Linked DNA regions of Mus musculus: regions 1, 3, 4, 5, 6 and 7 are each linked to region 2. The links are chromatin loops, found by intact Hi-C in ENCODE. Cell type or tissue: heart. All regions are shown on one strand.

Evidence for each region. Hi-C counts contacts between places; a loop is a spot of excess contacts. Peaks named below come from ENCODE experiments on the same cell type or tissue, not always from the same donor. Only the 100,000 strongest peaks of a DNase experiment are listed, where the experiment ranks them.
Region 1: a loop joins it to region 2, with 2.0 times the contacts of the local background. A loop is called at or near these places in 8 of 42 quality-filtered maps.
Region 3: a loop joins it to region 2, with 2.9 times the contacts of the local background. A loop is called at or near these places in 7 of 42 quality-filtered maps.
Region 4: a loop joins it to region 2, with 2.0 times the contacts of the local background. A loop is called at or near these places in 17 of 42 quality-filtered maps.
Region 5: it touches region 2 in a loop (7-fold over the local background); 4 of 42 quality-filtered maps call a loop at or near these places.
Region 6: a loop joins it to region 2, with 2.7 times the contacts of the local background. A loop is called at or near these places in 7 of 42 quality-filtered maps.
Region 7: it touches region 2 in a loop (2.5-fold over the local background); 4 of 42 quality-filtered maps call a loop at or near these places.

The regions. Positions count from the first base shown.
Region 1 is chr13:103,870,006-103,874,005 of GRCm38, reverse strand. The region is part of intron 4 of Erbin (Erbb2 interacting protein); the gene reads left to right. Among named protein-coding and RNA genes, the nearest start is that of D130037M23Rik, 41 kb to the left of the region's middle. In heart, no CTCF peak of the experiment used is centred here; no DNase peak of the experiment used is centred here.
Region 2 is chr13:103,919,325-103,923,324 of GRCm38, reverse strand. It overlaps Erbin (Erbb2 interacting protein), which reads left to right and starts at 2,739. Exons shown (of 26, transcript NM_001289473.1): 1 at 2,739-3,079. D130037M23Rik reads right to left here. Exons shown (of 1, transcript XM_006517803.4): 1 at 1-4,000. The coding sequence starts at 3,332. The coding sequence ends at 1,503. In heart, CTCF peaks have their summits at 2,216 and 3,919; DNase peaks (open chromatin) are centred at 1,694, 2,214, 2,824 and 3,914; H3K4me3 peaks cover 2,964 bases; H3K27ac peaks cover 2,855 bases.
Region 3 is chr13:104,107,279-104,111,278 of GRCm38, reverse strand. Nln (neurolysin (metallopeptidase M3 family)) reads left to right here and starts at 1,665. Exons shown (of 13, transcript NM_029447.2): 1 at 1,665-1,863. The coding sequence starts at 1,823. It overlaps Sgtb (small glutamine-rich tetratricopeptide repeat (TPR)-containing, beta), which reads right to left and starts at 1,538. Exons shown (of 11, transcript NM_144838.2): 1 at 1,310-1,538; 2 at 90-209. The coding sequence starts at 189. In heart, no CTCF peak of the experiment used is centred here; a DNase peak (open chromatin) is centred at 1,768; H3K4me3 peaks cover 2,228 bases; H3K27ac peaks cover 1,600 bases.
Region 4 is chr13:104,047,231-104,051,230 of GRCm38, reverse strand. It overlaps Nln (neurolysin (metallopeptidase M3 family)), which reads left to right. Exons shown (of 13, transcript NM_029447.2): 8 at 370-736. It overlaps Gm30967 (a long non-coding RNA gene), which reads right to left. Exons shown (of 3, transcript XR_873894.3): 3 at 3,292-4,000. Among named protein-coding and RNA genes, the nearest start is that of Gm30967, 11 kb to the right of the region's middle. In heart, CTCF peaks have their summits at 119 (motif pointing left) and 2,156 (motif pointing right); no DNase peak of the experiment used is centred here.
Region 5 is chr13:103,838,819-103,842,818 of GRCm38, reverse strand. It overlaps Erbin (Erbb2 interacting protein), which reads left to right. Exons shown (of 26, transcript NM_001289473.1): 19 at 1,551-1,665; 20 at 3,329-3,512. Among named protein-coding and RNA genes, the nearest start is that of Gm52054, 66 kb to the right of the region's middle. In heart, no CTCF peak of the experiment used is centred here; no DNase peak of the experiment used is centred here.
Region 6 is chr13:103,853,156-103,857,155 of GRCm38, reverse strand. Erbin (Erbb2 interacting protein) reads left to right here. Exons shown (of 26, transcript NM_001289473.1): 13 at 46-161; 14 at 2,268-2,337. Among named protein-coding and RNA genes, the nearest start is that of D130037M23Rik, 58 kb to the left of the region's middle. In heart, CTCF peaks have their summits at 1,828 and 2,027; no DNase peak of the experiment used is centred here.
Region 7 is chr13:103,976,836-103,980,835 of GRCm38, reverse strand. No RefSeq gene overlaps it. Among named protein-coding and RNA genes, the nearest start is that of Erbin, 58 kb to the right of the region's middle. In heart, no CTCF peak of the experiment used is centred here; DNase peaks (open chromatin) are centred at 2,205 and 2,315; H3K27ac peaks cover 1,070 bases.

The sequences.
Region 1 (4,000 bases), 49 kb after region 2:
GAGAAGACAACAGCTAGTGTCCTAACTTGTGTAAGATTCTACATACATGTGTGTAGCATAGCAGACACATGTGATGAACACACAGGATAGTAAGGACAGAGTAATAAGCTAAATGAGATTATATAGGAGTAAAGAAAGAAGCTGTAATTTGGAGAAACAGTAAATGATGTGCCTCTTGAGCATTTGTGTGCACACATTGATTTTAGCCTTAACTGTGTATATAAAGAGTCTGAACACATGGTGGAAAAACCAACCAATTCAAATGCAGTTTTAGTTCTTGGAGATAGTAGTAGTGCAGAGGCTGTGGGCAAACTATGGACATGTGTTCTTAAAGGTAGAACTAGCATTTCATGATGCCTTTTAAATGGGGTATAGTCCCTCGTGCCTGTAATCTCAGCATTTGGGAAGCTGAGACATGAGGACTGCATGGTTTCTAAGCCAGTCTGGGCTTCACAGTGAGTCCAGGACAGCTTAAAATACAGAGTGAGACCATTCCTTAAGAATAGCCAAACAAACAAAACACAGACTAGCATGTGAGTGTGAGAAGAAGTATAAGTGATGTTGTTGATTTTATCATGCAACTGGAAAGGCGGGAGTATTGTTAGCTGAGATGGAGGGCTTGGTAGGCGCTGCATTTTCAAGGGACAAGTCGGGAATGGTTTTCAATTAGTTTACTAGGTAACAGGTTTCCTTATATCATTTTCATAAGTCCTTTTGTTTTGGTTGCTTCCCCCACCTTAAGATACCTTCTCATCTCTTTGCCCATCCTTCTCCCCATCTATATTCTGCTGTCCACACTGTTCCCCTTCCACATGGATTCTCTCTTGTTCTGTTGCCCTTGCGAGGTGAGGGCCCCGTTCGTTCTAGTTCCTTGCCCTATTCCCATATTTACTTCCACAGGTTTCACAATTAGAAGCTAGGATTTAGCAGGTTGTAGCAGCTCATAGAATATGCAGCTTAGAATATGCTGAAGAGGAGGAAATAGGAGGCTCATGAATTAGGCCGACCTAGGCTGGAGAGATGGCTCATTCTGGACCAGTCTTACAACTACTTTTAACTGCAATCCCAGGGAACCTCTGGCCTCTAAGCACTAGGCATGTGTGTGGTATACAGATATACAAGCAGGGGAAAGAAACATGCATTCACACAAAAGTAAAAAGGACACTTAAAAGAAAGCTGGTAGTTGGTTATGAGAGAGAACAGATAGTTACATCACTTAATGGTTTCTAGTTCTTCCCATTTCCTGCAGATTTCATAACTTCATTTTGTTTTGTGGCTGAATAAAATACCTTTGTGTCTATGTCCCACATTCTTATCACCCATTTGCTGATGGGCATCTGAGCTGATTTTGTTTCTTTTCTACTGTTAAAAGATGAGTGATAAGTAAAGAGCCCTGTGGGTATGTGCCCTAGGTTGTGTAGCAGAGTTGTATGATAATTTTGTTTTCAGTGTTTTGATTACTATAGTGATTATATCAGTGAATACATTTATTATTCCTTTCCCCCATACCCTCCCTGTATTTATTTTCTTGATGGTAGGTCATTCTGACTAGGGTGAGTTAGATCTCAAAGTAGTTGTAATATATGTTTCTCTGATGGGCATCTGCATTTTCTTTTAAAATTGTTTGTTAAGTGTATTGACCTACTTACCGATTGCAGGTTTGTGGATTATGTATGTATGTGTGTTTAATTTTCACAATTCTTTATATAGTCTATTCATTAACTCCTTGGCTGAAGTATAGCTGACGAAGATTTCCATTTTCTAGGCTCTCTTAGGAACTCAGGCTTTTTATTTGCTTGCGTGCTTTCTTGTTTGAGATACCAATTTCTCATCAGTTATTTTTAAGTATGGAGTTAAGTTATAAAAACAGTTCAAGATGTATGCATTTGAGAATTGTGACCATATAGATACTATGTAATGACTAAGGCTAAGCAGATTCACTAAGGTCATAAGCATGGGAGATAAGCCCAAGGAATGAGGCCTGCTCATCTTATACCTTACAACCTTAGGAGATCTGAGAGAGTAGGAAAATGAACAAAAGATGATGAGAATGAACCCCAGTGAAGTATGGTAGAATCATTTTCTTTTCTCCGTGTGTGTGGGGGGGGGAGGGGGGAAGGCTATTTGTCGGACTGTATTTATACACGTGCTTGTGTAGAAGCCATAGATTGAAGTCAGATAGTGTTCTCAGTTGCTGTCTACTTATTTTTTTTTGAAATAAGGTGATTAACTGAGCCTGGAACTGACAGATTTGGCTAAAATAGCTAGTTAGGAAGCCTTTAGCTTCTTCCTGTCTCTACCTCCCCAGAGCTGGGGTTAGAGGCATGTAGTTCCATGCCCAGCTACTCTACATGAATGCTGGAGATCAAAATTCAGGCCCACATTCTTAAGCTGTAAGCACTTTACTGACTGAGCCATCTCCCCAGACCACTCACTACATTTTAACTGTTGATAAAGTCCAGGTATTTGTAGTTCATAACATGTCTTCCAATTTGTGTTTGGTATGTTTTTGCTGAATAATAAAATAAAGATGTATTTGAATTTGAGGTACCTGAACAAAACCTAGTACTTAAAAAGTATTAATATGAAGTTTAGAAAAGGGAAGGAATAATAGAGTTTTGAAAACTAAAAAGAGCTCTTACTTTGTGTATTTTTGTAGAATTTAGCATAGTTCTAATTTTATTACAGCATTACTAGTACTTACATAGAATGTTTTTACCATCCTCTAGAGAATTCTGTTCCCTTGTCTAGTAGCTCCTAGGCTCTGGTGTAACTTTCTTCTGTGGAGATGTGGACAACTTTTGTTGATGTTGTTGTTGTTGTTGTTTGTTTGTTTTTCCACGTTAGATAGAGCATCAAGGACAGATCAAAGAAATTATTCCAAGGTCTAGTGTTCTGAGGCAGTGCATTTATTGGGGTTGCTTATAGAAGTATAGATACTAGGGCAACTGCATCATCAAGAAGCTGGTGACAGCTCATGAAAGGTTCATCACCTGGCCTCCTGCCCAGCTTGTAGAGAAACTGCACTGGAGTCTCCGCTTCTCCAGTGATTGTTTACTATTCTTACACAATCTTGTGGAGAAACTATGAGACTCTTCAAAGTTTGGTGAGGCTTCTAAGTCTATGAGCTTCAATTGAAAGTTTCAATTTAGAGGGAATAGCTACACAACACCAGGCAACCTCGTATTTGCTTTGCTTTGTTTCTGCAGATAAGAAAAATGTTTATTGTGGATTGTTCAAATCAATGAAACCATACACTATATGTCCTTTTGTCTGGCTACTTTCTCTTAGCATAATATTTTCAGGACTCATTCATGGTATATCATATATTGATATTCCATAGTGTGACTATACTATATTCTGTTTATTATGCTTATATATTAAATTGTTATTGATGGACATTGGGCTATTATAAATAACATGAGTGTTCATGTACAGCATTTTCCTTAACATATGTTTTACGTGCTCTTATATACATACCCAATAGTAGAGAGTTGCCGGGTCATTTGTAATTCTGTATACATAACATTTTGAGGAACCATCAGATTATTTTCCACTGTGGTTATATGCTCTTACCAGCAATATTTATTCTCACCATCCATACCTGAATTTGTTACTTTCATATGCTATATTTAGTCAGGTCTCTTAAGACAGATTTCTCCACCTAGTTTCTCAGTCTTCCCCCCCCCTTTTTTTTTTTTTTTCCTTCCCCTTCTTGATAATTAACTTTTACCATCCTGGCCATTTCTTTAACAGTACTTTTAATATGAGTTTGTTTGATACTTCCCATCATTTAAATTCAAGTTGTATGCTTTTGCCCTATGATGAGGCTAACTGGTAACTAACTCCTACTGACTCTAAAGCAGTGTTTTTTAACCTGGGGGTTGTAAATCAGATATTTATGTTGCAGTTCATTACAGTAGCAGATTTACAGCTGTGAAGTAGTAATGAAATAATTTTATGATTGGGGATCACCACAACATGAGGAGCTGGTGTTAAA
Region 2 (4,000 bases):
AACTAGTAGAACATTTTCCTTAAAATTATGAGCAATGTTATTATAGCTCTGCCTCAGCTGTACAGGACATAGTAAAACATGCACCATTCTTGGGGCTCATTCTCCAGCATAATCAGAACTTCGGTAACAGTCGAATGGGGACCGTCTGTCGCCTGTATTCCTGTTCTCTGTACTGTCTAAGGAGTGAGGCTCATTCTCTCTTCACTCAGCATCGACATATGCTATCTTCGTTTTCTCCTTCCACTAAAAGCTGCTTTAGAGATCAATCTGATGAATTAGGTATAAATGACTACTGTTAAGGCTTAAAATATTACCTTTCCTGCGATTATGGCTTTGCTCTAGAGAAATAAACCCCGAGGGAATAAGTGCGACTGACAGAATTTCAGGTGAGTTATGGCGACTTTTAGTCAGAGTGGTAGTCACAATAGTCCCCAGCAGGAATTTACATTAAAAAAGGCTAGGACCAGGGCAAGTTTTAACCTAGAGTTGGGGGTTTCCTGTTATTTAGGCTGGGGTTAGGTTTGTTTCAATCTATCCTACTATCCCTTTCCTCACATGGTGCTGGAGATCAAACCCAGGGCATGGTTTCTACTACTAAACTACATAGGCAGTTACATTTAGTAGGGTCTAAAGCTACAGGATGCAGTAGTACTGGAATCCCAGGAGTCAACAGGGATCTCACTGGATGGAGGCTGCTTCATCCAGGACACTTTAGGATAGAGACCTTTTGATCATAGCCTTGCCATTGAGCTCTGATCAAACTCCAAACATTTTCCAAAGATGGTGTAAAACAAAACGTTCTCATGTCCGTTGAAACAGTCTGTACAAATACACCGTTTTTAAAATATACAATGGCTAAGATCCCTATTAGTATAAAATAGATTCCCAAGATGAAATGACCAGTTCTGCCATTCCCGGGGCTGTCATCGAATGTTTTTCAGAGACCGCTCTGAAACCCTGGTACCACTGTCCTCTACGGGCTAAGAATCTAACGCTCGTGTTAGTTAATTCTAGCAGTTTTGGGTGTAGTTAAAATGCTTCCACTTCAATTCAAAATGATTTGAATATCTTTGGAATTATTCCAAGTATTTGTCTCTGGCGTAGAACTCAACTTTAGTAAATAATTCTTTGGTGGACTTCGTGAACTCTTTCCCTTGGATGCAAGCCAAAACTCATCTGTAAGGCATATAGCTTTTTATTCAAAGTTGGTGATGAATAATTATCTCTGGGCTACAGACGGAAGAACTGAACCAGTGGCTTGAAGGACCCAGAGGCTAATTACCATCCCTGTGCATAGTTAATACAGCAGAGTGGGGGTGGACGATGGTTTGCCCAGAATCTATTCCATTCCCTCGGGTAAAACAAGGATGTTCTGTCTGCTAACATACTTAAAGCAGTAACTGTAAAAACGGCAATGTTATGGTTGAAGCTTTCTAAGCCATATGTGTTGACAGAATGCTTAAGTCTCTCTCTGCAATAAACGCAAACCCTGCCAGGCAGAACTACCAGGGCCAGCGCGACTGACTGAACGACTGCACGCCCGAAAGCGTAGGGGCTGGAAGGCTTCGCGGCGCTCGGAGTGCATCCAATGTTTCCTCTAACAAAGGCACCGTCTTGAGGCAATTTCGCGGGCCACGCTCCCCGCCTCCCAGCACCAGCTTTGTCTCCTCGGAGGGGCCCCCGGCCGCGTCGCCGCTTGCAGCAAGCTCGGAGGCCGGCCCGGCGTGGGAAGAAGCTGCACGGAGCAGCGGCGGTGGTTTCCTGCAACCTGAGCGTGCCATTAGAGGCGTCGGAGTGCTGCAGCTGAAAGAGATACCTGCTGCCTGGAAATCGGGGCTGCACTCGAACAACCTCTTTGCACCAATTACGGTCGTACAAAGAAACTCGATCGGCCCGGGCGGCGGAGGCCTCGCGGGGTCGTGGGGGGCGGAGGGGAGCCCGGCGGCCCGGGCCTCGGGAGGGTGGGTGGCGGGCCTCCCGCCGCGCGCCTCCCCGCCGGCCCGCGGCCCCCGGCCCGCGCCCCCCGCCGCCGACGTCGACCGCGTAGACCCCGTGCGCGCTGACTGGCTCGCGCCGGCCTTCGCCTGGCTGTGGGCGGTTGGGGCGCCCCCGCGGGAGCCCGCCCCGCCCCCGTCGCCGCCGCCGCCGCCGCGCGCAGCCTCGGCCCCCTTAGCCGCCGGGGCGGTGGCGCTGTTGCCGCCGAGGCCTGTGAAGCAGAAACTCCCTCCACCCCGGCCCGGCCCGGGTCCGCCTCCTCCTTTCTCTCCTCCGCCTCGCCTCCCCTCTCCGTCTCCCGCTCGAGAGTGAAGGTGGCGCGGCGGCGCGCGACGCAGCCTGGGCCCCCGGCGCGGGCCCGCGAGCTCCCGAGGAGACCGCGCCGCCGCGGCCGCGACCGCAGGGAAAGAGGACGGAGGAGAGCGCAGGGACGGCGGCGGGAAGCCCGGAGGGTTCGAGCGCGAGTGGCAGAGACAGGGCCGGCCGGTCGGACCGCCCGACGGACGGTCGCCTTCCAGCCTGCGCGGCCGGTCGGCTCCGGCTCGGAGCGGCGGGGGCCGGGCGGGCGCAGGGCGCGGCCGGCGCACTCGAGACAATACCCGCGCGGCGCGGCTGTGGGGGCGGAGGCCTAGTGCGGCCCAGGCCGGCCGAGCTCCGCGTCCTCGCCCCCCGTGGGCCGCGCGAGGTTCCGCGGCTCGGGGCGGGCGCCGTCCCCTCCCCCTCGGCGGCGCGGCGCGCCACCCCGGGGTTCCGGGTTCCCGGGCCCCGAGCTGGAGCCTGCTTTTCACCCAGGCAGGAAGTGAGTTTCGCACGGCAATTCCGGGCGGTGTCACGAGTGAAAAGTTTTTTCCTTCGGCGGAGAAGCGAGCCGGGGCTGGGAAACTCCTGACACAAGTCGCGAGCAGGAAGCCAGCCCGCACCCCAGCCCCCACCGGAGCAGCCGCACTGCTGCGGCCGGCCGGGCGGCAGCTCCACATCCGCCTCGTCCTCACGGGAGCCTCGGCGGGGCCCGGAGCCACTGAGGAAGGGCAGGGAACCATGTCAAGCCGAGCCTCGGGACGGCTGCCCTGAGACACCCTGAGAGGTAATTTCTTTTCTTTCTTTTTTTTTCTTTCTTTTACGGGAAGCGTCGAGCCAAGTTCGTGGGCCGGAAGCGACGGTACTTTAGTCCACCTCGCTCTGCCCGACTCGTCTCCCTTCTTTCTCCCGTGCCTTGGCATTTTAGCCGCCGAATAGTAGAACTGATTTCTCCCCCTCGCCCCGTCTACCGTCTGGATTCCTTTCTTTTTAAGACGGGGATTGTAAGAATGCGGTGGGACGAAAAGTTTTTCAGCCATCGGAAGAAAGAGTTCCTTTGTTGAGCAGGAGGGCCAGAAGTTTTAGTGCTCCGGGACGTATACATTGTATATCAAGTTGCTGAGGCTGGCAACTTTTGTTTCCGAAGAAAGTTGAGTCTTCTGGCTGCGGGGAGAGATTGATTCCCTCTCCCTGAGATGGCTGCCACATTTGTTTATGTTGGTGCCGATTGTTTTGGTTTTCGCGTTAATCCTACGCGGAGGTCGTTTCGGTAGAACACGTCTGGTTCTTTGGACTTTAGAAACCGGCTGCCTGCCATTCCCGATTGCTTTTTCTGGACAGCGAAGGCGCCGCTTGTAGTAGTAGTAAGTCGTGCGTTCTTTTCAGTCAGTAGCTTAACAGTGCTTGTTTGGTTACTTGATTGAAGAGTAGCTGCTAGATTTTTCTTGAAACTGGCGTTCTAGGAAACAGAATGTCGTAAAGATTAGGGATGAGGACGGAGAAGGATATGGCTACAAAAACAAAACAAAACGCCAAACACCTGCAAGTAGTTGATTGGTCAGGACTTGTATGCAGTTCCGAATAGGAACAACACTGGAAGGGAAGCGAAATAAAACCCTTAAAATTTTCAGAAGAGTCACACTGTGCGGAAAAAGCGGCGCTGTTTTGCAGTTGTATGTGTGTTGGCCCATCTGTTTTTGTTTGCTTC
Region 3 (4,000 bases), 190 kb before region 2:
CTGATTTTGTTATTAAAAACCATAAGCTTTGGATTGTAGCTATTTTAGTATTTCTTTACAAAATTAGGACACAAACAATAGGTGCCTACCTTCCAAACTTTCTTGTTCATCAGAAGTATATGCATCCATCTGACTTTGTTCCCGCAAGAAACGAATAACTGCATAAACTAGGGGCTTCACAGATGACATTTTAGACGCTTAAATATCTCCTTGATTAAAAAAGAAGAAGAAAATAACAAGGGTCATCCACCAAGTTCAAAGCAATAAAAGCAAAAATATTCATTACCTTGATTACTTTTCTCTCTTTAAAGGGTCCAGAAAGCACAAGTGGTTATAGTCATGTATTCCACATGCTCATTCAGACCCAGCACTATTCAACTATGTTAAAGCTTGCATCAGTAAAAAAATAAAAATAACAAAGACAGATTTTCAAAACATGTGTAGCAACGCCTAGAGCTCACCGTGTCTTAACAGCATATATGATACAGATACAAGAAAGTATAGGAGTGCAGACATATGGAGAATCACCCTTGAAAGGCCTCGCTTCTAAGTTGAGGGAGATCTCGTACTGCTGACTCAGAATGTGAGCCATAGTGAGAGCATCTTCCTTTATTCCAAGAGATTTTTTTTAATGTATTAATCATTTATACTCTACTACTTTTGTAGGTTAAGAGTCACTTGCTGACGACAAGGCTCTGTGGAAAGGTTATTCAACCATTGAGTGTTATTGTTAAAACCCGGCGTTTCTATTTAATCAGTACACTGGTCAGAAATCACCGTCTAACCCGATAGATAGTACAAACCGATCTGCCCCTGCCTGCAGTAGCTGTGCTCTCGTGGACAAGCTGGAAGCTCCTGGCCGCGTTCATTCACATGGAATACTATGCATCCAAACAGTGGCGCAGGGCCAGGTGGCATTAATGGCTTATTTCCACTAAATCGTATCAGCAATCTGCTCCCCGGGATCCCTAATTCACAGCCAGGGTGTGGTACCCGCTTCTAGGATGTTTATTAGCTTTGTACTTCTTTTAAAGGCGAATCTACTCCCTAGGCCAGAGAGGTTATTTCACTCTCTGACTAAGGACCCGGGGCAGAAGAGGGAAACAGAATGGGGGTGGGGAGAGCTGTCCAACCTCCTCCAAGCTTCCCCTCCTACATCTCCAATCACATCCACCTCCCACCCCCATGGTTCCCTCCCCGTTGTACCCCGGCTTTGCCTCAGCCCAGACAGTGTTTGCAGGGGGTGCGCGGTGCAGGCCTCCATCTGGGGCTGCGGGAGACGCACCCTTTCCAGAGAGAAGCCCCTTACCACGAGAGGACACGAGATGACGGCTGCGGGCCCGGGGGCGTCGGGAAGCGGGTCCGCCTGTCCCCGCGGTCCTCGGGGCTTGAGCGGTGTTCTGGATCGCAGAGGGGGCCACGGCTCCCAAACTTCCCCCGCTCCAATGCTGCCGCCGCCGCCGCCCCCTCAGCCCACCCGGCTGCTCGCAAGGCTCTCGGACGACAGTGCTTGCTGGATCCGCCCCAGGGGCGGAGCAGGGCACGGAGGGGTGGGGTGGAGGCGGGGCAGAGAGAGGGGCGGGGCGATGGACTCGGGGCGGGGACGGAGCCGGATGCGGGGCGGGGCTAGGGGCGGGGCCACGGCGTAGGCGTGGGCCTGCAGCACGTGGGAGGGCGCTGGCTAGCGGCCTCAGTCTCGAGATCTGGTCTGCTCCGCTCTGCCCGCTCTCGGCTTCCGGGCTCGCAGACTCCACCGCCCGCCTCCTGCACCTACCAAGCCGGAGGACCACGCGCCAGCTGCTGCCGGCCTCCCGGCCTGCCCATGATCACCCTGTGCCTTTCGGCTCTGCGAGGCCTCCACAGGTACTCTAGTGGGCGGGTTAACCTTGACCGTGGGCAAGGGTGGGGTCGTCTGTCGACGACAGCCGTGGGGCCTGGTGCAGCCCTACTACACCCACCCAGGATGCCTCTGGGACTGTTCTTTCCCTCTGCCTGCTTGATGGACTCTGTAGGGACACCTGGTGCAGCAACCTGGGGCCACCTTTCCCTTGCCGCTTCCCCCAGGAGGCCGTCCTTTCCCCTTTGTTTGGGATTGCTTCAGCCGCAGTCTGTGAGAATTGTTGGGTTCACAGACCCAACCCAAAATAAATACGGAAGGATAGACCGACGCGCCCTTCAGACCTGCGGACCTGATACAGAGAGTGCCGCAGCTGTGGACTCCAGAAAGCAAGCATTTTCGTACGCACCTCATGCACTTGTTAGCGGTCCAGGCGTTTAATATACACCCGAGACCGCTTTGGTTTTCATACTTATTTCCGTCCTTGCTTTCTAACTTCATTTTTATATCCCTCCTTCCTTAAAACATTCGATCTCTTAACCTGGCAAATTGACTTGGTCCAGAATTGTTGCTTGGACACGGTTTGAATTGCTTCCTAGCGCTCTAACCACACCCCTCTGCAACAGACCAGTAGCAAAATGGTGAGAGAATTAAATTCTTTGCACGGATATGCCGGGTTTTCGGGAACAAAGCCGCCACCACCTCCCATTGCCAAATCTGCCTTACACTGAAATTTCATGTGAAAGTTCAACGGGGAAAAAAGAACTTTGTGGGGTTTGTAGATGTGCACACAACTATTTCAACCATCAGCATTTCTGCTTTTCGTCATTTTCTATTGTGCTTTGCCACTCATCTGCGTGGATCACTGTGTTCCTTAGCCCTTGTGCACCCAGGGGACAATAGTGATTCTTCAGAGTTCACCTGATGACTGTGACCATTATTTGAGCAAGGTTTGTTGTTTTCTGGTCTCCAGGCTGGAAGTGGTAAAGCTGTCAAATGAAGTTCTTTTTTCCATTTAATGGAAAGCAAGAAGAGAGAATAAATTTCCATTATAACGCTGCTAGCTCTCTTTTCTAACTTTTTAATATTAAGACCCCTTTACCTTTAAAAATTGCTGAAAACCTAGGAACATTAATTTTGTTGTTGTCGATTATATCTACCGATAGTTAACCATATACAATTAAAACTGGGACATTCGGGCTGGAGAGATGGCTCAGTGGGTAAGAGCACCCGACTGCTCTTCCGAAGGTCCAGAGTTCAAATCCCAGCAACCACATGGTGGCTCACAACCATCCTTAACGAGATCTGACTCCCTCTTCTGGAGTGTCTGAGGACAGCTACAGTGTACTTACATATAATAATAAATAAATAAATCTTTAAAAAAAAAACTGGGACATTCATAAAGATTAATGTTTATCAAGTAGTAATAAATATATGCGTATTTTTCCATTTATCTTGTCAGTGGATGCTGGAGTGACTTAATACAAAATGGCTTGATTACTACACATACCTGTACATTTAAGCTGTTTCTCCATTTTATTTTGATTTAAGAAGGAAAACCTTACTTCACATTCATATATAGGTAGAAAGAGAAGAATTTTTTTAAGCTTTATTTATTTTATTTATATGAGTATACTGTAGCTGTCTTCAGACACACCAGAAGAGGGCATCAGATCCCGCTACAGATGGTTGTGAACCATCATGTGGTTGCTGGGAATTGAACTCAGGACCTCTGGAAGAGCAGTGAGTGCTCTTAACCACTGAGCCATCTCTCCAGCCCAAGAGAAGAATATTTTAATAGCTTTCTAAAGTAACCATGGTCAGTGCTTGGTTTTTTAAGGGTGAGCTGCAGAGTAGAGTTCGGGGCGTGTACCACTGACTCTACTTATGCTGCTATGCTAAGTTCACTTGGTGTATCTTTAAATTGGGAGGGTACTCTGCATAATTTTGAAACTCCAGTCACAGTTCATTTGGGAATAAGTGGCTGTGCTATGGAGTTTTTCTGATGTTGACCTATTTTATTACATACTGTCTAATGTTACATTCCTCAGGGTTACCATCCATTTTTATTAGAAGTCTTCAAGTGCTCACTGTAGTAGATCCTATTCTCCAACATTCTAGTTTTCATTGGAAGCCTGGAATTTTATTAGTGACTACATCCTT
Region 4 (4,000 bases), 130 kb before region 2:
ACCTAATTAAAAAAAAATAGTACTAGCTGCTTTCCCAGAGGTCCTGAGTTCAATTCTCAGCAACCACATGGTGGCTCACAACCATCTGTAATGGGATTTGGTGCCCTCTTCTGGTGTGATTGAAAACAGCTACAGTGTACTCATATAAAATAAAATTTAAAAAAAAATTAAAGAAAGACAGACAGAGAGACAGACAAGGGGGAAAGAGTTATCAAATAAATTACTCTAGAGAGAAAGCTCTGCCCCCTTCAGCTCTTTCTCCTCTTTGTGCTGTCTCCTCTGACTGACTGAGCCAGCGCAGAACTGGCAGTACTTATGAATACACTGGCTCCAAAGGATGCATTACTAACCCAGCCATTTCCCTCACAGATGATTTAAGCCAGAAATTAAAACCCTTGGGTGAGGCTGAACGGGAGTTTATTTTGAGCTTGAAGAAGAAGGAATGCGAAGAGCGAGGTTTTGCATACGACGGGAAGATCAACGCATGGGACCTCCATTACTACATGACCCAGACAGAGGAGCTCAAGTACTCTGTGGACCAGGAGTCCCTCAAGGAGTACTTTCCCATTGAGGTGGTCACTGAAGGCCTGCTAAGCATCTACCAGGAGCTGTTGGGACTTTCATTTGAACAAGTGGCTGATGCCCATGTTTGGAATAAGAGTGTTTCACTTTACACCGTGAAGGATAAAGCTACTGGAGAAGTGCTGGGGCAGTTCTACCTGGACCTCTATCCAAGGTACCTGATTGGCTGGGGCAGTTTTACCTGGACCTCTATCCAAGGTACCTGATTGGCTGGGGCAGTTTTACCTGGACCACTATCCAAGGTACCTACCTGATTGGCTGGTAGAAGCAACCTGACTCTGCCCTTGAATATTGCCCACATGTACAGGGATTAAAATGTAGGCTCTCGCCAAGCTGTGATGGCACATACCTTTAATCTCAGCACTCAGAAGGCAGAGGCAGGTGGATCTCTGAGTTCAGAGCCAGCTTGGTCTACAAAGCAAGTTCTAGGACAGCCAAGGCTACACAGAAAAACCAAAAGCAAAAAAAGTAGGCTCTGAAGCCAGAATGTCTGCCTTCATCACGCTCTAGACAAGTTATGCAGCTTTGCTGTACTGTCTCCTTACAGGTCCTGAAAGACGGGAATGCTTATAGCACTGATTTTGTGGATTGTTGTAAAGATTACATAGGCTGATTACTTTCATATCGTTTAGGAAACTGCACCGCACATAGCTGAATTCTTTTAAAAAAAAAAACAAAAAACAAAAGAATAAATTTGTAAGTATGTTGTGTATGTGTGAGTACATGAGCCAGGCTAGACAGGGCATCTGAACAACCTCCCAGCCCATCACCATCACCATCTACTGCATTTACTTAATTTAAAATTGCCCCCAGAATGTTTATTAACTAGATAATCTGTCTGCCATTCAGTCCTTTACACTCTGAATATTTTCTCGATTGTCTTTCTGGGGCCATCACAATATAGTAGAAATAGCAAAATGTTTCTAATGTATCCAGATGCTCAGCTGGCGTAACCTCCCTGAGATGTTCGTTCCTCTGGGCCCTCTGTAAGAATGATTATGTGCTAAGGACTGCATGTGCACATTTCCCAAACATTTAGTCAGGGATCAAATTTCAAATATTATTGTTTAAAGTATGTAACTATCAACTCCAAATGTTCCATCAAACACAAAAGATTTGGACCTTTTTCTCCTTAGGTTACTTTCTAAAACAAACCCATCCTTTTGCAATTAATAACCCATTATAAATAGACCAAAAAGAATTGTAGCACTCCCTCCTTCAGCAAAGGGTCAGTGAGTAATCCCCTGGCTCTGGATGCTCAGAACGAGGCTGAATTGTGATCCGTTTAGTGGCACAGGTGTCCTTCAGCACCTAGGCTATCCCAAAGCTTTTTGGGAAACTGCCAGGAGGGCCAGTGATGGCTCAGTGGGTAAAGGTACTTGCCACTAAGGCTGACAACTGATTTGATTCCCAGAAGCCATAGTGAAAGATTACTGACTCTGACCTACACACACACACATTGTAGTATGCACATACCCACGTACATACATACACTAGTGTCAGGTACAGTTTATGTGAGTACTTAAGAGGATAATCCTTTTTGGGCCAGCAAATGGATTAGTCGGTTAAAATCCCGTAATCCCACAAGGTGGCAGGAGAGGACTAACTCCTGAGAGTTATACTCTAGCCTCCATAGAGGAGCTAGACACATGAATGTACACACACACACACACACACACACACACACACACACACACACACATACACAGGTACACACACATATATACACACACAATTTAACCCAGGAAGTCTTTCCTGTCTCCTAACACACTTCCAAGGGACAAAGCCCTCCCATCCACTGTGTCTCTACAATATACTTGCCCTGTTTCATATTAGAGATCTGGTTGTTGCTAGAGTAATCTAGCATAGGGTAATCTGTTGTGAGGTTAGTAACCTAACTTATACTCGTTTCTGTCACAGTCCGCAAAAAGATGAAATACAGGCTAACAGTCTTGTTTGTCTGGCTCCAGAGCAGAATTCCGAGTAGATTCTTTAAAGACTTATTTTCTTTTTAAAGCACATTTTATTTTTACTCATCAAATACCGAGATTGTCAAACAAACAGAATCTTCTGATTCTTACATGAAACTGCAAGGTAAGAACTTTTAGTCTCTATCACTTGATAAACGCAACATGAAAAGATGTAATCTCAGAATTGAGAATTTTTAAATTAACTAAATTGAGTATGTGTTTATTTGTTTGTTTTATTTTGTTTGGGGGTTGTTGTTTTAAATAGGATCGCTCTGTGTATCCCTGGCTATTATGAAGCTCACTTCACTGTCTAGTCCAAGCTGTCCTCAAACTCACACAGACCTCCTGCCTCTGCCTCCTAAGTACTAAGATTAAAGGTGTGAATCACCATCCAAGAGCTGGAGAGATGCTCAGGAGTTCAGACCAATGGCTGCTCCTCCAAAGGACCTCCCAGATGGTTGCGCACAGCCATCTATAACTTTAGTTCCAGGGGATCCAACACCCTTCTCTGGACATGTGGGCACTATATGCAAGTGGTGCCCTGGCTTACATCTTCTCTGGAGGATCAGAGTTCAGTTCCCAGGACCCACATCAGGCAGCTCACAGCCGCCTGTGATTCCTGGAGATTTGACCCTGGCCTTCACAGGCACCTGTACACATGATATACATATACCCATAGATAGTAAAAATAACTTAAAGATAAAATATAAGTAAAAAGCAAAGAAGAGTAAAGCCTCTCTGAAGATGTAAAAATTAGCAGAATGTCTTTAATCGAAAAAATAGAAACATGTAAAATCTCTTAAGAGTTTTAGCGGGAATGTTTACTAACTGCCTCCACAGTACATTGACACCCATTTTACACTCTCGCCCAGTGCATGCAGCGTGTTACAGTATACCAAAGAGTGTCTAAAATGGCAGGCAAGCGTGCCAAGGTTTTTCTGTTTACCTGTTTCTGCACTTGCAGTTCCCTCTGAGATCTTCCAAGAACACCCAAGGGCTCACTGAATGCCCAGAGTGCTGGAGCTGCAGGCATGGGCCACCATGCTCCCATGAGTTTGTCCTGCAGTTTCCAACTCTCCAGACTTAGCCAGCTGACTGTGCACGGCACCCACACCTACACCTTTCAGCATCTCAATGTGGTTATCTGCTCAAATGTGCTCATGGCTCTAGCATCCGCATCGTGCGAATGGGTCCCCTGTTGGCTTTGCTTCTTTGTATTTCTCACAGGTTGATTCAAAGTCAGGAGTTTGAGTGAAGACTATGGTTAACTTTACGTCTAAAATTGGCCCCACATTTACTTCTGCTAGGCTTTTCATATGGGCTATTGGCTCATTTAGTAATTAGGTAGGTTCCAGAGCATCCACTGCCTGGTTTAACCTCTGCTTGCTGCAGACTTGCCCTTGTTCTAGACTGTGTCTAGAATTCATTTGCCAAAGTTTTTCCTAAGT
Region 5 (4,000 bases), 81 kb after region 2:
TCTAAGTGTACTGATTGAAAGCATATAATTTAATGACTTAAACAATTTACAAAGTTGTAAAACCATCACCACAGTTACTTGCAGAATATTTGTATAGCCACAGAAAGAAAAAGAAATGTCATCCTTTTTGTCCCTTTAAGGCTTTGCACGCCCCCCCCCCCCAGCTCTAAGCAACTAGTAAGTACTTTGCCTGTATAGATTTGTCTATTACTGCTCAGTAAGTGGTCTTTTATCGTTTCCTTCCCTTGGCATATTCTCTTGAAGTTCATACTGTGGTAATTCTCAGAACTGCATCTTATTTCTATGGTGTCTGAATAGTATTCTATTGAATTATATCTCAGGTATAAGTGAGACTGCTAAACATAGACAGAACTCTCAGTTTTCTGAGACTAAGTCTCCATAGCCCAGATAGTCCTGGAGCTCACTATGCAGCCCAAGCTGGTGTAACTCGTGATACTCCTCCTGTCTTAGCCTCTTGCATGCTAGGTGTATAGCTGTGAGCTACTGTGCCTCGCTGAACTCCACGGTGGCTCTGGTTCTCCCTTAACTCCAGTTCCAGAGGCTCAACACCCTCTTTTAACCTCCATGGTTATCACACACACACACACACAGTCATACATTCAAGCAAAACATTCATACACAAGAAATAAAAATAAATCTATAATGATATGAATAGAGATTGAAAACTATTTCATTAAAATAGTATTTTTGTACACCAAGAAATAGAGCTACCATGTGGGTGCTGGAAAATAAACCTTTGTCCTCTGCAAGACAGCAAGTGCTCTTAATTGCTGAGTGATCTCTCCACTATCCATATCTTTACTGTGGCACTTACAAACACATAAAAGTCCTTAGTACTGTTTGTTTCTTTTTCAGAGGAACAAGTTTTGTAAAGCATTTGCTTTAGTTTCATCTTAGTATGTAGGAATGATTTAACTGGCAAGAGAGCTCATTTCCTGCATGACATATGATATTAAAATTTCTATTAATAGTTGATGACTAACAAGTCATTTTCTTTTCTGACACTACTCAGTAGTAGGTAATCTGCAACAACTGTGGCGTATTACAGGAAATAAACATGGAAAATAACAATTCTGTTTTCAAAATAGGTAAAATATTTATAGTTCACATTAATAGTAGTCTATCGTAGAAGCCAAATATAGTTATGAAACTACTCAACACTTAGGCAAAGGCTCTGTTGAGGGACTCCAGAAGTTGAATTTTTGAAAAACAGGATTGTGCTGTGGTCATTTTTGTTTGCCAGTAACCTCACACTCTGGCACGTGACAACTACTGATACAGTGATAAGGCTTAGAGCCAGAAATGATCCATGAGAAGTTTTAATCTGTGGTTACAGTACTACTGTAGGTTTATTGCTGCACTTGAAAAAGTTGAGTCATGCAGCTTTGTCAACCATTTCCATTAACAGGCACTTTTATACATGGTCTGAGCAGTTGCTTCGTTTCCCTGTGATGTTTTTATGATATATTAATTCATTTAAAGAGTCCAAAGTTTAATTCTCGTATTTATCCCTTTTTTCTTTAAACTAGGAATCTGAAGAACTTTCTTCTGATGAAGAAATGAAAATGGCAGAGATGCGACCTCCATTAATTGAATCCTCGATTAATCAGCCCAAAGTTGTAGCACTTAGTAATAATAAAAAGGGTTAGTAATAATCAAAAAGGTTAGATGTTAAGAGGGGGAGGCATTAAGACTAGAAATCACCTAAGTAAGATGTATTAACTTTGTGGAAGTAAATTTCATTGGATGTCACATTTTTGAAACATTCTGAAAGCAAAATTTATAACTGCCTTTCTAAAATGTTGTTCTTATTTCCCATTTTTAAAGAAAGAGATTGGTAGGTCCTCTCCACTCCCATGCAGAGTTTGTTTGTAAGGGCATGTACATTAAAGGGATATAATTCTAGATTATAATTCCATTTCTATTGAGTATTTCCTAGATACATTTTCCTTGTGTGCTTAATTTTATCCATTTATATAGACAAATTTGAATTGTAGTGAGGCCAATGAAGGATTTTGCATATAATACATTGCATAGTTCCTGATATATACGATTTATACTATATAAACATTATTTTATTCCTATCTATTCCAGAATGATAAATATTAAGTGCTTTTCCCCAACTTTCGCCAGCTAATTGTCACCTATGTCATCACACAACTCTTGCGACTTGTGCCTGATCAGCTTGCGCTATCTCTGCCAAATGCTTATCCAGACGGTTGCTTTCATAGAGCTAATGATACTACCAAGGTGGCTCTTGGCCAGCTTGGGTTTATAAGGATACTTAAAAACGATTGAGTACTTTATTTAACAGTTGCTTAGGTACTAGGCAGTTGTTACTTAGCTGTTTAACAGTTGGTTGTAGTAATAGCCCCATAAAAAGTACTTCAAAGGCTGTCTAACATTATTTTTTACACATTAAGGAACTAAGACTCAAGTACCTTGAGGTTGGAGTTCCTAAACCATTTGAGCCCTATTTCTAAAAACAATAAACTATCTTTAATCGATATGTGGGTATGTCTGAGTACATTAGACCCTTGAGTTGGCTAGAGTTGACTTCTTTATAAAGAGCTTTTTTACAACTATTTTCAAATTCCTTTTAAACTTGTGCTTTAGTAGATATGAACAGTTTCCTTTTCGTTGTTCTAAACAACCACCTCACACATGGAGAGATTACCACTTTATAAACAGGTCTTTGAGGTGGAGAGATACAGAGGACCCACGCTTGGTTCCCAGCACCCACATTGGGCAGCTCACTCTAACTTCAGCTGCAGGGGATATGATACCTTTGACTTCTGAGCACCTTCAGTCAAATGCACATACACACACAGGCATACATATAAAAGTAAATGTTTACATTTGAAATAAAGGAACCGACCCTTGAAATTTTGATTTTGTTTACATATTGATTACATTGCTCAATTTTATTATCAAGATAGGCTGAAAAATATTACACATTCATATGAAATAATTCCTTGACTAGATGAACTATAGGAGGTTGTAAATATATATTTTTATTATGAGTTCTTAAAATCAAAAGGACGTTCATTCACCAAAATGAGTTAGTAGCCTTTGAAAATTGTGCAGAAAGCGAAGTCAAATTTTGGGTACCCTACATTACATTAAAAATTCGATTACAACTTTTAAATTTTTGAATTTTTGTATATTTTCGGATTTAATTTTCAGAGATACCACTGATTATCTTACCGACTTAATTTATCACCTCAGACATACAATCAGTGCAAACGCTTTCCATGAATTCTTAGTGAATTTATCACTGCGCTTCAATACTTTCTTCTTTTTTCAGATGATGCGAAGGATGCAGACTCTTTATCCGATGAAGTCACACACAACAGTAATCAGAATAACAGCAACTGTTCTTCTCCGTCCCGAATGTCTGATTCAGTGTCTCTTAATACTGACAGCAGTCAAGACACGTCACTCTGTTCTCCCGTGAAACAGACTCCCGTGGATAGTAACTCCAAAGTCAGGTCTGTGTGCATTTGAACAAATGTATTTACTTATACAATAAATAGAAACAATAATACAAATAATAAATATAGGGCTAAACATAAATGGTTTCACAGATATATAAGTGGCTTATGCAATAAATTTCTTTACTCCATTTTTAAAGTAATTGAGTAGTGATTGTTAGTGTCTGCTTAGTTGCAAAGATGTCCTGGAATTCAGAAGCCCATGAACCACACAGCTCAGAGGTGTGACATGGGAGCCCAGGATCCGTGAAGCTCTGAGGGGAAGTCTCCTGAGCAGAGGCTTTGCAGCTCCCAAGGAGGCCATCCCGGGGATGCTCAGCTCAGCAGCCTCAGCTCTGCTCCTTTTCTTCCCTTCTTTTCTCCTTTGCTCCCAAGCTGCCTCTGATGAGTCACACCAGGCAGTAAATGCCATAAGATTCACTGGGAGCCCAGGGTGGAGGAATGAATCCAGACAGCATTGGCTGCTTCTGTTCCCAGGAGTGCAC
Region 6 (4,000 bases), 66 kb after region 2:
AGTTTATATCCCAGGTTTGTGATCTGCAGTTTGTTTCTCTTTCAGATTGGAAACTGGAAAAATATAACTGTGCTGTTTCTCCATTGTAATAAACTAGAGACGCTTCCAGAGGAAATGGGTGATATGCAAAAATTAAAAGTCATCAATTTAAGTGATAATAGGTTTGTAATCTGTAGTTGCTTATAGAATACTCTGAATGAAGTTAAAGTTTCATATGAAATACTACACTAGTTGATGTTTATTTCTCTTTACGTATATTTAAATTTTTAATTAAAAGAATGATTAAAATTTATATCATGTTACTTAACATGGTTCATTTTGAGCCAATATAACTACACAATTTCTATCCTCTTGTTATTATATGAGCTTTTAATTCATAAAGTCCCAAATTCATCTTAATACTGCTGCTGAACAAAGCAACTTTTAATCTAATCTTGGCTTATGTTTTTCTGGGCTGAGATTGACTCACACAGCTTGAGCCATAAATAACCAAAGTGCAGAGCAGACTGACCACTGAGATTGCTAGACTGGAGCAGAGATTGCTGAACTTGAGACACTGTCTTAGTGAGGGTTTCATTGCTGTGAAGAGACACCATGACCACAGCATCTCTTATAAAGGAAAACATTTAGTTGGGGCTGGCTTACAGTTTCAGAGGCTCAGTCCATTATCATCATGGTGGAAAGCATGGCAGCCTGCAGGCAGCCATGGTGCTGGAGGAGGAGCTGAGAGTTCTCCATCTTGGTCTGAAGGCAGCGAGGAAGAGGGTCTGGATCACACTGGCCAGACTTGAGCATGTATAGGAGACCTCAAAGCCTTCAGAGTGACACTTCCCCTAACACCTTCCAATAGTGCCACTTCCCATGAGCATAGCATGTTTAAACCACCACAGAGATTGAAACTAATTAAAGAACAACTGTGGGATGCTTTATATTTTATTTTGTAGTACTTTACAAACTATGAAGGCCATCCCTTTGGAATAGTACAGTAGGTTCCCTTATATAAAGGGGAACTTTGAAGCTCGGGTAAAAAATGTTAAAGTAGAGCATTTAGCATAATATTCTGACTTATCAGTATACTAATAGCTACATTTATTTAAAAAGAATCTATGCCTCTGTAAAAAGCTACAACAGTTGTCTGCTATGTGGCTGTCAGATAATCAGGTGGGCATTCTGACCTATTAAATTTGGCTGGAATTCCAATTGTATGTATTTTTTCAATATATTTGAAATTTCAATGTATTTGTATTTATTGCTGTAAAAAGACACTGTGACCATGGCAAGTCTTATAAAGGGAAGCATTTAATTGGGCTGGTTTGCAGTTAAGAGGTTTAGTCCATTTCATCATAGCAGCAAGCATGCAGTCAGCATGGTGCTGGAGAGCTGAAGAGCTGAGCGTGCTACATACTCTGACCCATAAGCGATGGGAAGTGACATAGCCATTAGGCCTAGCTTGAGGTTCTGAGACCTCAGAGCCCAAGCCCAGCAACCCACTTCTTCCAACAAAGTCACATCTACTTCAGCAAGGCCACAATAGTGGCCTAATAGCGACACTTCCTTTGAGCCTATGGAGGCTATTTTCTTTCAAGCCACTACACTAATAAGCACTTACGTTACTTTGTTTTTACATATTATCATCGTAAAATAATGAACCCCTAAAATACAGAACTGTGCAGTGTTTTTAAAAACAAGCTCTCTAGGACTTCTTACTACAGCTTTGGTTTTTTCAATACAAAACACAAGCAGTTTTGTGAGTACTCAATGTGGCCGTGCCTTTCTTTATGGAATGAACAGTTTTTATTTTTTTAACAGATTTGATTTTTCAGTTTATTAAAAAGTAGAGAAGCTACTATTAAACAAGTTAATGCTTCTGTCCTAGAACAAAGTTTTCAGACATAGCTAGAATGGTTTTGTACTAATATTGGAGGTTGCTTTTCATGTCTGCTGGTGACAGGGGTACCCCTCACCCTCAGGAAGGACACCCTCCCCAGGGCTGGTGTGTGTAGTGTTTAAGACTAGAGAATGTTCTTGTCCTTTCTCCTATATAAAAGTTTGCATTTGGCTTTACTTTCTTTTTTTAATCTTATGAATATAGCATTCTACAGCATTGTTCAGATGATTTGTATTTTTGTTTTCATTATTTTTGATGCTAGGAAGTAGGAAGATAGGGTCCATGCTAGGCAAGTGCTATTATACCACTGTTTCTGATGTGATCTCTTATCATTTAAACAGTTTCATTTTTAAGTTTAATCTTTGTTTTTTCCATTCAGGTTAAAGAATTTGCCTTTTAGCTTTACAAAGCTACAACAGTTGACTGCTATGTGGCTGTCAGATAATCAGGTGGGCATTCTGACCTATTAAGTTTGGCTGGAATTCCAATTGTATATATTTTTTCAATATATGTAGTATGTATTTTTCATATATATATATATATATATATATATATATATATATATATAACAGTATGTATTGTATTCCAAGAATATATAATGATACTCTTTAGTTTGTATAGAGCAACTTAACAGTTATACCTTGTTCACATATAAACATATATTTATCTTACTGTATTTAGAAACACATAGATCTTTTCACACATAGATGTATAAGTAATAAATTTTATTGTATTTTAGCAAGTTTCCAAACACACAAAACTTCAAAGATGAGGAAGTCCTACTCCACTCTACCCAACTTTGTGACATGACTTCCTGCCATTGTCACTTCGTTTTGAGTGCACATAAAATCGATTTTCAGCAATTTTGAGTGATAAAGTATTCTGACTTCAGTTATCATAGCCTACAGTAGAGCTCTTGAAGTTATTCTATCAGTTTTGTGCTTGAACCAGCATGTCCCAGTACACTCCCATCCCAAGTCCCTGTTAAAATGTTTGATTCTCTCTGAGTTTTTCTCTCAATGACATCACGTGATAGTTATCTTCCTGTGTTACAAGATATCTTTTCCTTTAAAGACTTACTTGTATTTCATTATGTGTATATGTTTAGCTAGTCGTTCATTAATGGACACTTAGGGTGATTCTATTTTCTTAAAGATTTTTTATTTTGTGTGTTTTATTTTTTATTTTAAGTGTTTTGCATGAATGTATGTATGTGTGAATGGTACCTGAGAAGGTCAGAAGAGGACATAGGTTTACCTAGAACTGGAGTTGTCATTTGGGAGCTGGGAACCAAACTCAGGTTCACTGTAAAAGCTGTTAACCTCTGAGCCATCTTTACGGCCCCATTAGACTAGTTTCTTATCTTGACTATTAAAATAATATTACAGATTTGTAGTGATGTAATTAAGCAAAAATCTGTAATAGTAGTAGAAAAAGGAAATAATACTTTTATGACTAATTTTGAGACAGTCCTAAAGGTCAGAGTTGGAATGATACTAGTTTGCTTAGTTTATTTTATTTGATGTTTTGAGACAGAGATTGGGGTATCTCTGTCCATCTTTGACTTGCCTGCCACTTGCTTATGTAGACTAGGCTAGTCATGAATTTGTAGAGATCCTCCTGCCTCTGCCCCTGCCCCTGCCCCTCTGCTCCTTTGCCTATGCCTATGCCTCCTGCATGCTGGGATTAAAGTGTATGCCATCGTGGCTGGTCTGTGAATAGGACTGCCAACCTAGGTGTAAAAGAAAGACATCACAGGAAGGAGATCTTGGTTATTGAGAAGACAGTGCTTGAAATGAAATGTTACCACACAGGAAAGAAAGGAGCAAATGAAAGAGAATTGAAAGATGCTAATTGAGCAGCTTTGGTAATCTGGTGACTCGCAAGCAAGGTGAGAATGATGGGTTTGGAGAGGTGCCTGTTGTCCTCACCTGCCTCTGCTGCTACTTGATGACTCTGCAGTCTGCTTTTCAAGCCTGGTTCTTGTCTGAGTGGCTCCCAGAAGGACATCCCTCTGCTTTATTTCTTGTAAACTATCCTTCAAATTACTTTGTACATCATCACTATTTCTATCAATATCTTTAGCCTAGTACCTGTGTCTGAATCATACAT
Region 7 (4,000 bases), 58 kb before region 2:
TACATGGCCAGCATCTCCAGCTTTGGCTTTGGTTTCCGTATTTGTAATAAAGGGGTTGGTATAGAGAGTTCCAGTTTTCACTCTCTAGACCAGCTTCCATAGGTAAAAGCACATGCTGAATGAAGCAGGACGAACACTTCATTCTTGGACTTTGGCTTGGTGGCACCTTCTCACACTCCGGCAGGACAGTTCCATGAACTGAGACCAGGCGTTTACCAGCGGGTTCCTGAGCAGCTTTCCTGCTTTTGTGAGTTGTCTATATTCACTTCCTGCAGAGAGACTGTTTTATTAATAGCCTCAGACAGTCTAAAGCAACACACTTCTTTGACCCATCACTGTTTTTTTTTTTTATCTTTGGAAAGACCCAATGTGTTACTTAATTAAGAATAATTTACTCCTGGCTGTGGAGTTGTCAATGTGAATTTATTTTTGCTCAAATTCTATAGGGCCTGGCTACTATGAACCCTCCCCCCAAATCAAGTTTTTCAAACATTTACTTATTCATCATGTCTGAAGAATGGGGAGCCATCAAAATAGGATACAAACGTTCTCTGAGCATAATTTTACCCCAGCGACTACATACTCTTGAAACATTGTAGCTGGTCTTGCTATTTTGTGGGTTCTTTTTTCCCTACCCCTCCTCACCCTAGTTTTACTCCCTATCACCAGATAGGAGAGAAAGGATTGAAGGGGAAGAGAAAGAGGAAGAAGGAGAAGAGGGAAAGCAAGAGCTAGAGAGAGAGAGAGAGATGCGGGGGTGGGGAGAGAGAGAGAGGGAGACAGAGAGAGAGAGAGAGAGAGAGAGAGAGAGAGAGAGAGAGAGAGAGAGAAGAATGTGAATCCCTGAATTTAATTTCTTTTCTCTTGTTCCTTCTTTGAGTATGACTACTAACAAAAAGCAACCAACCGTCCTGCCCCCGAAAGACCAACAATCACCAACCCCACTGGAGGTCCTAGCATTTATTACTCTAAAAAGTTCCCAGAACGCCAAATGTCACACAGTCTTAGAAACTATCTGCAGCTGGCAAAACCACGCCTCTGCTAGAGCACGAGGCAAATCATAGTCAGCTGCTGCAGACAGTCCGAAGCAGCCTCCACATCCTGGGATTAAAATGAGAGCACATTCTTATAATATTTTGTATTTTTTAAAGAAAATAATATTTTTTAGGGAGGGGAGAGTTGGTGATTCATTTTGAAATAGGACCCAGGTCTCTTTTATTCTGTAGGACATCCATTTGAAAAACATAGGATTTCCTAACATCAAATAGAGAATTAATTTCTTCTAGAGAATTTACAATTCATATTTGGCTCAAATAAATTTGAAGTGGAATAGTTACTCACTCTTAACAGGCCTTCAGATGTGATGAGAAAAGAGGTGGTGGTGGGGGCAGGGGTGTCAAGCATGACACTGTTCATTCAGTAATTAAAGAACTCTTTTTTGTTTTTTTTTCTCCCCAGTTTATTCCATGGTCTTAGTCCTAAGTCAGTATTTCACTTAGTTTTCAATTCGTTTGTTTTTAGATGATTTATTTTGATTTTATGTGCATTGGTGTTTTGCCTGCCTGTATGTCTGTGTGAGAGTGTCAGATCCCCTGGAACTGAAATTACAGACAGTTGTGAGCTACAATATGGGTGCTGGGAATCAAACCCAGGTCTTCTGGAAGAGCAGCCAGTGCTCTTAACTGCTGAGCCATATCTCCAGTCCCTAGTTTCCAATTCTTAGAAATAAACCTCTTGAAGTATTAAGAGCTGAGTCCTTCTTTCATTAGACCCTTAGCATCTTTGCAAGTAGATGCTGAGAAACTTGTGGTCTCTGTGTAAACTGACATTTGCAGCTCTACAAGACTGAATTTTGAGCCACAAAATGGTATAAGCTTAAATAGTAAATATATTATGCTACCAAGATTTTCCTTTTGAAGACAGTTTTGCTATGTAGCTCAGGCTGGCCTTGAACTTGTGATCCTCCTGCTTCAGGCTCCCTAGTGCTGGGGCTATAGGCATGCATCACTAAGAAGGCCAGTTGTTCCCGAGGCAGAGCCAGGAGTCTGCTGCAACCAGTCTGGACAGGCTGGTGAAAGCTGATTAGTAAACCTTCAGGAATGTTGTGAGCACACTGAAGGCTTTGCTAACTTGACATCAGCCACGGTGGCAGTATTACAGACATGAGAGCCATGCTGTAAATCAGGCTCTTCACCCCCTCCCCTCAGCCCCAAAGTCTTCCCATCCCTCAACCCAAAGATCAGCAGCTTGTGTCTCCTCGTGCCTGGAAAGTGGCAGCCCTAGCAGCCTTCCTCCTCCATTCAGGCGTGTGTGAGACCAGGGATACCAGTGTTCAGAGCTCAGCTTTCATCTCTGAAGGTCAGAAGTTCTCTTTAGGGTGTCAGCTGCTGCTTGGCAAAGGCAGGTTGATATGGAACATTAGAATACCCTAAGGTCTGAGGCAAGGAGTGACTCACTGTCCCAGTCAGCAGGGGACACTCATTTCTCCACATGACAGGATTTTCCTTCCGGTATCAACAATCACAGGGACTATGTTTGAAGGTTTTGTTGTTACCAGACAGTAGGAGGAGGAGGAGTGTGAGGAAAAGAAAAGAAGGGAGCGAGGAAGAGCAAGAGGCTGAGAAATCAGGGCTCAGACCCTTGAGATACCTGAAGAATGTCCTCCACTAGAAAGAGGTCATTCATTACTTGCTTAATGCGTTGTAGAAATCCTGCCTTCCCTGCATGCCAGCCAGGCCAGACCTGTTCTAACTGGTAGATTTCATCTTGCAGAGAATGTTCTGAAAAGCGTGTTTGTTTATTCCATTCGTTTGCCAGAGACTTACAGGGCCTCTGCTTGGTTCGCCTGGATCTAGAATGATGGCTGACTCAGCCTGAGTCATCCAGTTCTTTCACCTTTGTAGGTCAAGTCACAGAAGTGAAATTGAACCCTGGAAAACAATCCAGGTAGCTCTTTCTTCACAGTATCCGTATAAAGTGCTGAGGTTGAACCCAGGGAGATGTGCCCTACCAGAATTCTGCCAAGCCTGAATTCATTCCTGAAAATTTCAAGGAAGAATGGCGTCTTTCTCCGGTATGTAGATGTGGAATTTGGGACCTTTAAAGTGGATAGATACCCCAAACAAATTCTCATTTGTAGCTCATAAAATAATCCCCCTTGGGGCTTTTTAATATCTTACTACTCAGGCCATACCACAGACCAACAGAACAAAAACTGAGATGTGCAACTCAGACATTGGCTGGTTTTAAAAGTTCTCTGGCCGATGTATTTTTTTTTTTTTTTTTGCACTGGTATTTGAGACCCACCGACAAAAAGCAGGACTCCTAGTTTTCTTCCCAGTGTGATTTATTTTATGTTTAGTCACTGTCCCAAATATATTACAATTCTTTCCTTAGTGTCTGTTCCCCCAGTTGTTTCTTCTAGGACTTTAAATAGACAGTGAATCACACATTCAAAACAATAATTCGATTGAAGTAAGCTAACTGACTGACACACCACAGCTAGGATCTTGTTACAACCTTGTTCAATTAAAAAAAAAAATCCCTGTTGATCAGATGGAATACTGGTGAATATACAGAAGGGGGAAAAATCTAAGCATCTTCTTGAAGATAACTTCTTGAAGATAACTTGATAAAAAAAAAAACTTTTTAGAGAGCAATTTGAAGGCATACATTAAGTTTTAATATCCATGTTTTCATGTATCCATCATCTCTACTTTCAATAATTCAGATTAAAAATAACTGGATGGGTTACAAAAATATATATATTATATTAATATCAATATTTTTCTAGATTTTAAATACCTTAACCATGGGGGCCTTGACATGCCTGAAGCTCTCAGAAACTTCCAAATTACATGCTGACACACAGAAGTATCTTCCCCAATGAGTTACTGCCAAGCAAAGGGTCAACTATAATTATATTCATGTTAAACAGTAGCTCCATATTTTTATCCATTAAAAATGTTGTACCCAAACCAACAGTGGTTATACTAAGGAA